2 separate regions of the Homo sapiens genome follow, and region 1 is linked to region 2. A link is an interaction called in ENCODE POLR2A ChIA-PET data of the cell type or tissue named here. Cell type or tissue: endothelial cell of umbilical vein. All regions are shown on one strand. Links, peaks and the distances in the headings refer to the core of each region. The heading gives the core; the rest is flanking DNA.

Region 1 (4,386 bases), core at 220-4,219, 190 kb after region 2:
GGAAGCCTTCTATGTGGGAAGCTTATCTGGCCCTCATAAGTGTTTTGAGGGGCCACAGCTGGCCCTGAAGACAAGAATCGTGCAAAGGATGAGAAGACAGATGAGAGATAAAGGGAATACATAAACACACAGGGAGCGCCGATAGGCACTCATGACCCAGATGGGTCACATGTTACATGCATGATCTCAGCTCGTCCTTGCTGCTTTGTGAGGCAGTAACCTTCATTCGTATTTTACAGACAAGGAAACCAAGAGCCAGAGAGATAAAAGGAACGGCTGTCCTAGGTCACTGAGGAAGAGTAAAGTGGATGAAAGCCTCATCAAGATAATTCCACACATCATAACAAAGCCAGGCTGGCAAAGGCCTAAATTTAGGCGGCCCTCTGCCTGCCTTGGCCAAGTTTGCCACATCATATGCTCCAAAACAATACTCAGCTGGTTATCAAAATACTTGAATATTTCAGCACCAGCTGGTAAGCAGTCTGTAACCCAAGCGCCCCAAGTGGTACCCTGGATTCTCTAACCCAGGACCTCCTAATTCCTCCCATGATCCAATGACGAAAGGATTAAAGCCTGCTATGGCCAGGGGTCACAAGGATCTCGGTGGCAAGTGTCCATGCCAACTGGCCAGTGCCTTACCACCTGCCTGAGTGTTTTAAATATCACTCCCTTGCTCACATCTCACCTGGACCATGATGTTATCACTGGATGCTGCCTCCTGAGCCTCATTCACCCAGCGCTTGACCACGTCAAAGCTGCACTTCAGCAGGTGCTGTGGGCAACAGGACACATTAAGGGGCAGGTAGGAAGTGTCCCCATCACACATTCTGGGCCCAGTTCTGGTCTTCCCTCAGACACAGCTCAGGGGCTCGCCACTGTCCTGGTCCTCAGAGACCATGGACAAACTCAGGATGCTCCCACCCTCAATGTCCCTCCCCAAGGCATGGGTCAACACCATCCACCCACGACTCTCTTCAATCACCCCAGAGTTTCTTGGCTGTCTTCACTGAGAAGGGTGGGACTCTCAGGCTTACAGATACAGAAATACTTTATTTTGGCCAGGTGCGGTGGCTCACGCTTTGTAATCCCAGCACTTTGGGAGGCCGAGGCGGGTGGATCACTTGAAGTCAGGAGCTCAAGACCAGCCTGACCAACATGGTGAAACTACGTCTCTACCAAAAATACAAAAATCAGTTGGGCGTGGTGGTGCACACCTGCAATCTCAGCTACTCAGGTGGCTGAGGCATGTGAATCGCTTGAGCCAGGGAGGCAGAGGTTGCAGTGAGCTGAAATCGAGCCATTGCACTCCAGCCTGGGCAACAGAGTGAGACTCTGTCTCAAAAAAAAAAAAAGAAGAAAGAGAGGCCAGGCACAGTGGCTCACGCCTGCAATCCCAGCACTTTGGGAGGCCGAGGCGGGTAGATCATGAGGTCTGTAGTTCAAGACCAGCCTGGCCAAGATGATGAAACCCTGTCTCTACTAAAAACACAAAAATTAGCTGGGCACAGTGGCAGACGCCTGTAATCCCAGCTACTCAAGAGGCTGAGGCAAGAAAATCACTTGAACCCCGGCGGCAGAGGTTGCAGTGAGCCGAGATCGTGGCGCTGCACTCTAGCCTGGGTGACAGAGTGAGACTCCGTCTCAATCAAAAAAAAAAAAAGAAAGAAAGAAACACTTTCTTTTTTCCTACTGGAATGTGACTCTTAAATTTTCTTCAATTTTCTACCCCACCCCCAGCAGGGCTCCAGCAGCAACTACACACCAAGGAAGACACGAGGGCAGAGCTGGAGACACTGGGCACCTTGTCCACAATGGCTTGTTTCATGTAGCGCTCAATAGCCTGCAGCATGGTGCTCTGTGGGCAAAAGGAGCAGGGTGGAAGGAGATCCAGTCAGTCCTTGGCAGCTCTCAGGAGTGCAGGAATGGGGGCAGAGATGAGTATGAGGAGGAAGTAAGCGTTTCTCATGTGCTCCTGCACACTGCCTCCACCCCACATCACCTGGCTCAGTGATAGGGGACACCCCAAAGAATGCAAAAGATGATGCCGAGGCCTCAATCAAGAGGCCAGGAAGCAGGGAGGAACCGGCACGACTCACATCAGTGATCTGGCAGAGGGCTCGCACGGCCGGGCCCCGGTAGTTGTCTTCTTTCCCAGTCATGTCTTTTGTTAGGCTGCAGGGAAGAAGGCATTGTCAGCATGCAGAGAGCCTGGGCCTGTTTACTCCTCTCCAGCTCCCAACACCACCCTTGCCCAGATTACTACACGAGCCTCCTAACCAGTGCTCTCCCTCTATTCCTGCCCCTCCAAGCCTAACTCCACACAGCTGCTGGAGGGAGTTTCATAAGACTCAAAACCAAACAGGTCATCCCCCTGCTTTTGCTAAAAAGTTTCCATAGCTTCCTACTGCCAGTGACCTGAATGTAACTCCTTGAACTTCCCTAACTGGCTATGCTCACTCCTCTCCAGCCTTTGCATGTGCTGTTTCCTCAGCCTGTAGCATTCCTCACCCCTCACCTCCACTCTGTCCTACTCTTTTTTTTTTTGAGACAGAGTCTCGCTTTGTCGCCCAGGCTGGAGCGCAATGGGGTGCGATCTTGGCTCATTGCAACCTCTACATCCCGAGCTCAAGCTCTACTGCCTCAGCCTCCCCAGCAGCTGGGACTACAGGCACATGCCACCATACCCGGCTAATTTTTGTATTTTTAGTAGAGAGGGGGTTTCACTATGTTGGCCAGGCTGGTCTTGAACTCCCGACCTTGTGATCCACCCGCCTCGGCCTCCCAAACTGCTGGGATTACAGGCATGAGCCATCACTCCTGGCTTTTTTTTTTTTTTTTTGAGACGCAGTCTCGTTCTGTCACCCAGGCTGGAGTGTAAGTGGCATGATCTCAGCTCACTGCAACCTCCACCTCCCCAGTTCAAGCAATTCTCCTGCCTCAGCCTCCCCAGTAGCTGGGATTATAGGTGTGCGCCACCACACCTGGCTAATTTTTGTATTTTTAGTAGAAACGGGGTTTCACCATGTTGGCCAGGATGGTCTCAAACTCCTGACCTCAAGTGATCCACCCATCGCAGTCTGTGGATTACATTGTGGATACAGTGCTGGGATTACAGGCATGAGCCACTGCGCCTGTCCTGTCCTACTATTTCTTACTCATCCTTCAGGACTCCACTTAGATCATTCCTCTGGGAGGACTTTCGTAATTCTAATCAAGCTGGATGCTCTTCTGGTCTGCTCTCATAGCCCATAATACTTCCGTGATAAACTATATTACACCCTACCTTAATGGCCTGATGCCTGGTTATTTCTCTGTAAATTCTGGGGCTACAGAGGCCATGTCTATCTTTTTTGTTGCTATATCCCCAGAGCTACACACAGGGACTGACAGACAATATTTTCTAACTGAACCTACAAATCAATGTATGACCCCCACAACCTTAAACTGTGGCAGGAAGAAATAAGAGAACTGAGCCCCAGTTCTTAAGGGCAGTGATTACACTTTAGTCACATCTGTCCCTGAATTGCTTAGCTTAAAGCAGACACCAGTCACTTAGTAAGCAGTATACCGCTTGTACTCTCTTGTTTATTTTTCTTGTGTTCTCTCTTTATACTCAAGAAAGTCTTTGGGAAAGTTCTAAGCTGGTTTGGTTGACTAAGAGAAATCAAGAAAAGGAAGCATTTGTGTCCAAGTCAAGGTCAGAGAATTAAAATAGAAACAGCACACCTGGAGGCTGCCATGGGGTGGGCAGTGGTAACAGGGAAGCTGCCACGGGGTGGGCAGCTGGCAATATGCAACCAAGTCTCACTGTCTGGTACACACAAGAAAAAAATGGTCTGTCAATGGAACCCATCAGAAGAGCCACCCACAACCCCATGACTTGCCTGCTGGTGACAATGATGACATCCTCTGCAATGCAAGACATCTCCTTGATGGTCAAGTAGCACATCCGACGGAGTGTGGGCTGGGAGATAGGTGGGAAAAGCCCTATCAGCCCGGGCTCACCAAGGGCCAGAGTTGGGAGAAGATACCTCCTGTCTCCACAAAGGCAGCCCACACTGACTGGTGGGGCCAGCTCTCTTTGGCCCTCCCACCACCTTGTTACAGCTGCCACCTCTCAAGGAAAGCTGGGTTGAGGCACTTACATCATTGGACTGAAAGAGCTTGGTCATGGCAAAGAAGGCCTCGGTCGCTTCCGTGGTCCCCAGGTGCTCCCCCTGTGTTAATCAAGAAAGAAGTCTCAGCTTGGGACAGAGGGTCAGACAGCAGTTCTTTCAGGATCAGCCCACACCAGATCCCCAGACCCTAAAGAGGCTCAAGGGCAACATATGAGACTTGGATGCTGAGGGGACCCAGAGCTGAGCTGTTGTCTACAGCCACACAGAG
Region 2 (4,386 bases), core at 302-4,301:
GACAAATACAGATTATCTATGTGATATCTATTAGTCAGAATTCCTGCAGGGTTGCTACTGCTATTTTTGTTTTTATAACAATACGTGTCAATATTCTAAATCTGTAGCCAATAAAAACTGCACTGCAAAACCAAAAACAACGTGACTTAAAGTTGGGTAACCAAGAAGTAGAGGACCCAGGTCTATGTACTATGTGACCAGGAATATACTACCAATCCTTGAGAACCAAAGGTTCAATTACTCACTCCATGGAAATTCTTTATACTCATCCTTACCTGAATTTGGATATATGATTGATCAAGGCAGGCCCTCCTAAATAAAACTAGCCCATAAAAAGAGCCAGCTACAACATGATTAAATTTTAATGCCAGCTCTGCACTAAATCAACATAATAGATGTTTCATATTTGCTACCAAGAATTTGAAAGTCACAGAACTCTGGGCTTTCAAGTAGGAGGGAATGTTATAAAACCCAACTGTAGGCCAGGCATGGTAGCTCACTCCTGTCATCCCAACACTCTGGGAGGCTGAAGTGGGAGGATTGCTTGAAACCAGGAGTTCAAGACCAGCTTGGGCAACTAAGTGAAACCCCATCTCTACAAAAAATAAAAATAAATAAAAATAAAAAAAAATAAAAATTAGGTGGACGAGGTGGTGTGTGTCCACAGTCCTAGCTACTCGGGAGGCTGAGGTGGGAAGATCCCTTAAGCCCAGGAGTTTGAGGCTGCAGTGATCTATGACTGCACTACTGCACACCAGCTTGGGCAACAGAGCACAACCCTGTCTCTAAGAAATAAAATAAAACCCAGCTGTAATATGGATTTAGGTATTTGATAGCCATGTGACATCTATCACTATGTGGAGAGTTTAAAAACACACCATCTGGCCGGGCGCGGTGGCTCACCTCTGTAATCCCAGCACTTTGGGAGGCCGAGGTGGGTGGATTACGAGGTCAGGAGATCGAGACCATCCTGGCTAACACGGAGAAACCCCGTCTCTACTAAAAATACAAAAAATTAGCTGAGCGTAGCGGCAGGCGCCTGTAGTCCCAGCTACTCAGGAGGCTGAGGCAGGAGAATGGTGTGAACCCGGGAGGTGGAGCTTGCAGTAAGCCGAGATCGCGTCACTGCACTCCAGCCTGGGCGACAGAGCCAGACTCTGTCTCCAAAAAAAAAAAAAAAAAAAAAAAACACACACACACACACCATCTGAGAAATCAAGCGGAAACTTTCTGAAATGGTTAGAGTATTGGAAAAGATAACCTATGTAGAAAAACTAATAGAGTTTGGATTGTTTACACTGGAGAGAAGTCTGCAGAACAATTTAACCATGTTTTAAGATTATGTAGTTAACCATACAAAGAATGGAGATTAATCAGTCTGCGTATCTAGAGACAACAGAGAAGAGGAAGTAGACTTAGACAGAAAGAGAGATCATACAAAGGTTTTTTGGTCAAACATAAGGGGTTCTCTGAAAATTACTTTTATATACCTGGATAGGTTCCAGAGGGAGCTTATGTTATTTGAAAATATGAAAAATAGGACAACATCCATATGGAACTGTTTAGATAGGCCAATGCCTAAAAGTTGGGGTCAGGCTATCTGACTTTTCATGGACACAGCACCGTCAGTCCTGTTGCTTGAATTTTTCTGGGGGACAAAATGTAAACTGACACCAGTCCAGTTTCAAAGGCATTGTGATTGTTTTCAACTCTTTCATGGGTGTCTCAAAGTAAAAAGGGAAAGATGAATGACCCCAAAGGTGGTATTGTTCACAGGTTCTTATCTGATAGTTTACTTGCCCGTTTTAAATAGCCCATTTCCATCCCTATTAAAAAGTAATAGGGAAGGTTTTTCCACCCTTGCCTTTTTAATCTCAAAAAAAAAAAAAAAGGGTCAAATTTCAGAGTACTCACAAGAGGGAGGTTAGGGAAGCACTTTAAGAGGAAACTAAGACAAAATCCTACCAGTAATCTGCTTCCGGCAGCCAAAATCAGTTGAGTTCCATCAGGCTTAAATGCGATGTCATTTATACTGAACAGAAGACAAGGGAAAAAGACAATTAGGAACCAAAATGATGAAGTCTGCTAATGGCCAGGAAAGTAAACTTTATTGCCATTAAGAAACACTGTGTGTGTACTGAGGAGAAAAAGAATAACTACGAATTGCATTTGTTGCAAATTCCATTCAACCGCCACACCACAGCAGCCCATTCAATCATGATCCACTCAGTAGTTAGCTCTTTGTCCTGATTTCCTCTTGTCCAGAAGCCAGACACAAGAAATTATTCAAAGGGTCAACTGTTGAGGGTATTAACTCTTCTAATAATATCATAAAGGCTAGACAACATGAGAGAATGTGTTAAGGGCCAGTAAATCCACAGATACTTACTGAGTCCCTCTTAGGTGCCAGGCACCAACAGATATGAACAGATCATAATCCCTCCCTCCCCTCAGGGAAATTACTATCCAGTGAGAAGGTGTGAAACAGACACTTTCACAAAGAACTACCATATGTCATCAATTCTAAAGCTTACATTTTTTTTTCACATTTTCTCACCTCTAAGGTTGTGTCTTATAATTGATGATGTTTCAGTGTAACTGGCAGCATTTTTTGCTTTCTTATTGATACACAAAACAATGGTATTTTATAATCAATGACCTATTAGATTGGATGAAATACAGAACAGTACTCTGATAAAGGCTTTAAGAGACACATGAAAACAGGATTCGAAGGAGGAAGACGCAGTGATACAGGAGCTAGAAAGAAATTATTTAGCCAGATAGTGAAGGTAAAAGAGTCTTCGGCAGAACTTCCCTTTTAATAAAAAGCAGCCCAAGAAATTATTTTTTTCTAACAAAGAGCAGCCTGAAAAATCGAGCTGCAAACATAGATAGGCAAGCTGAGGCCTGGCGCAGCGGCTCATGCCTGTAATCCCAGCACTCTGGGAGGCCAAGGCAGGAGGAAGACTTGAGGTCAGGAGTTCGAGACCAGCCTGGCCAACATAGTGAAACCTTGTCTCTACCAAAAATACAAAAATTAGCTGGGCATGGTGGTGGGTGGTGAGCGCCTGTAATCCCAGCTACTCGAGAGGCTGAGGCAGGAGAATCACTAGAACCTGGGAGGCAGAGGTTGCAGTGAGCCAAGATCATGCCACTGCACTCCAGTCTGGGCGACGGAGGAAGACTCCGTCTCAAAAAAAAAAAATAAATAAATAAATAAAAAGGCAAGCTGGAAGCTTGCACTGGTGAATGCCGGCAGCTGTGCCAATAGAAAAAGGCTACCTGGGGGCCAAGTATGTTCAACATGGAGGTTCTGTCCTCCCTTTAATTTGTCACCACGTGTACAGTAAAGAAACGGGCAACATGGCGCTGGCCACGTAAATAACCCAACTGCATAATAAAAGATTAGGGTGGGGGTGGCCAGCTTTTCGCACCCAATGCAAATGACACACCTAGCCCTAACCAGTTTTTCGAAAGTTATGCAAATGAAACACCAATCCAATCAATCTTTTGTGCCCTATGTAAATCAGACACCACCTCCTCAAGCTTATCTATAAAACCTGCATTTCACCACAGAGGTGGCAACTCATTTTTTCGAGAACGCTGTCAGCTGCAGTGAGCTCTTCTCTTTCTTTCGCCTGTTAAACTTCTACTCGTAACCTCACTCTGGTGTGTCCGTATCCTAGTTTTCCATTGCTGTTGAGACAACAAATCTCGGATATTTACCCCAGACAATGACGCCGCTTCAACAGCATTTTAATTCAAGGAGAGGATCAGAAAAAGATTAATGAAGAAGATATTTGAAAAAGGTAGGGCTTTTGAAACATGGAGGAGGACACTGGGTAAAGGACATTTCAGGCAAAGAAAATAAAACAAGCAAAGACATGAAAGTGAGAAATAACAAGTGTAAAACAAAAATAAAATTGTAAGCCCCCCCAACCGTCTGAATGGACTTCCTCCTCAACCAGGGCTCTTTTAAAATTTAACCTGAGAGACTGTTTCAGGCCATGACGGGAAGTGGGCCTCTGACATGCCTCATTGTACCTCTCCGGCATTAATATCAACACAGACTTTAAGTATGATAAACATTTTAGGCTGGGTGCGGTGCTCATGCCTGTAATCCCAGCGTTTTGGGAGGCCGAGGCGGGCGGATCACGAGGTCAGGAGTTTGAGGCCAGCCTGACCAACATGGTGAAACCCTGTCTCAACTAAAAATACAAAAATTAGCCAGGTGTGGTGGCGGGCGCCTGTAATCCCAGCTACTAGGGAGGCTGAGGCAGGAGAATTGCTTGAACCCGGGAGACAGAGGTTGCAGTGAGCCGAGATTGCACCACTGCACTCCAGCCTGGGTGACAGCAAGACTCTGTTTTGCAGGGTGAGAAGAAA

Evidence for each region. Peaks named below come from ENCODE experiments on the same cell type or tissue, not always from the same donor. Only the 100,000 strongest peaks of a DNase experiment are listed, where the experiment ranks them.
Region 1: POLR2A ChIA-PET joins it to region 2 with 9 read pairs; 3 of 35 experiments call an interaction of 5 or more read pairs at or near these places.

What each region holds. Positions count from the first base shown.
Region 1 is chr3:129,252,454-129,256,839 of GRCh38, reverse strand. It overlaps COPG1 (coat protein complex I subunit gamma 1), which reads right to left. Exons shown (of 24, transcript NM_016128.4): 4 at 4,146-4,217; 5 at 3,885-3,964; 6 at 2,097-2,172; 7 at 1,763-1,855; 8 at 686-772. Among named protein-coding and RNA genes, the nearest start is that of COPG1, 5.0 kb to the right of the region's middle. In endothelial cell of umbilical vein, for the core only: no CTCF peak of the experiment used is centred there; no DNase peak of the experiment used is centred there.
Region 2 is chr3:129,447,517-129,451,902 of GRCh38, reverse strand. It overlaps IFT122 (intraflagellar transport 122), which reads right to left. Exons shown (of 30, transcript NM_052989.3): 2 at 1,966-2,032. Among named protein-coding and RNA genes, the nearest start is that of IFT122, 9.5 kb to the right of the region's middle. RefSeq lists enhancers at 1,801-2,517, 3,263-3,557. In endothelial cell of umbilical vein, for the core only: no CTCF peak of the experiment used is centred there; DNase peaks (open chromatin) are centred at 1,532 and 2,142; H3K27ac peaks cover 1,915 bases.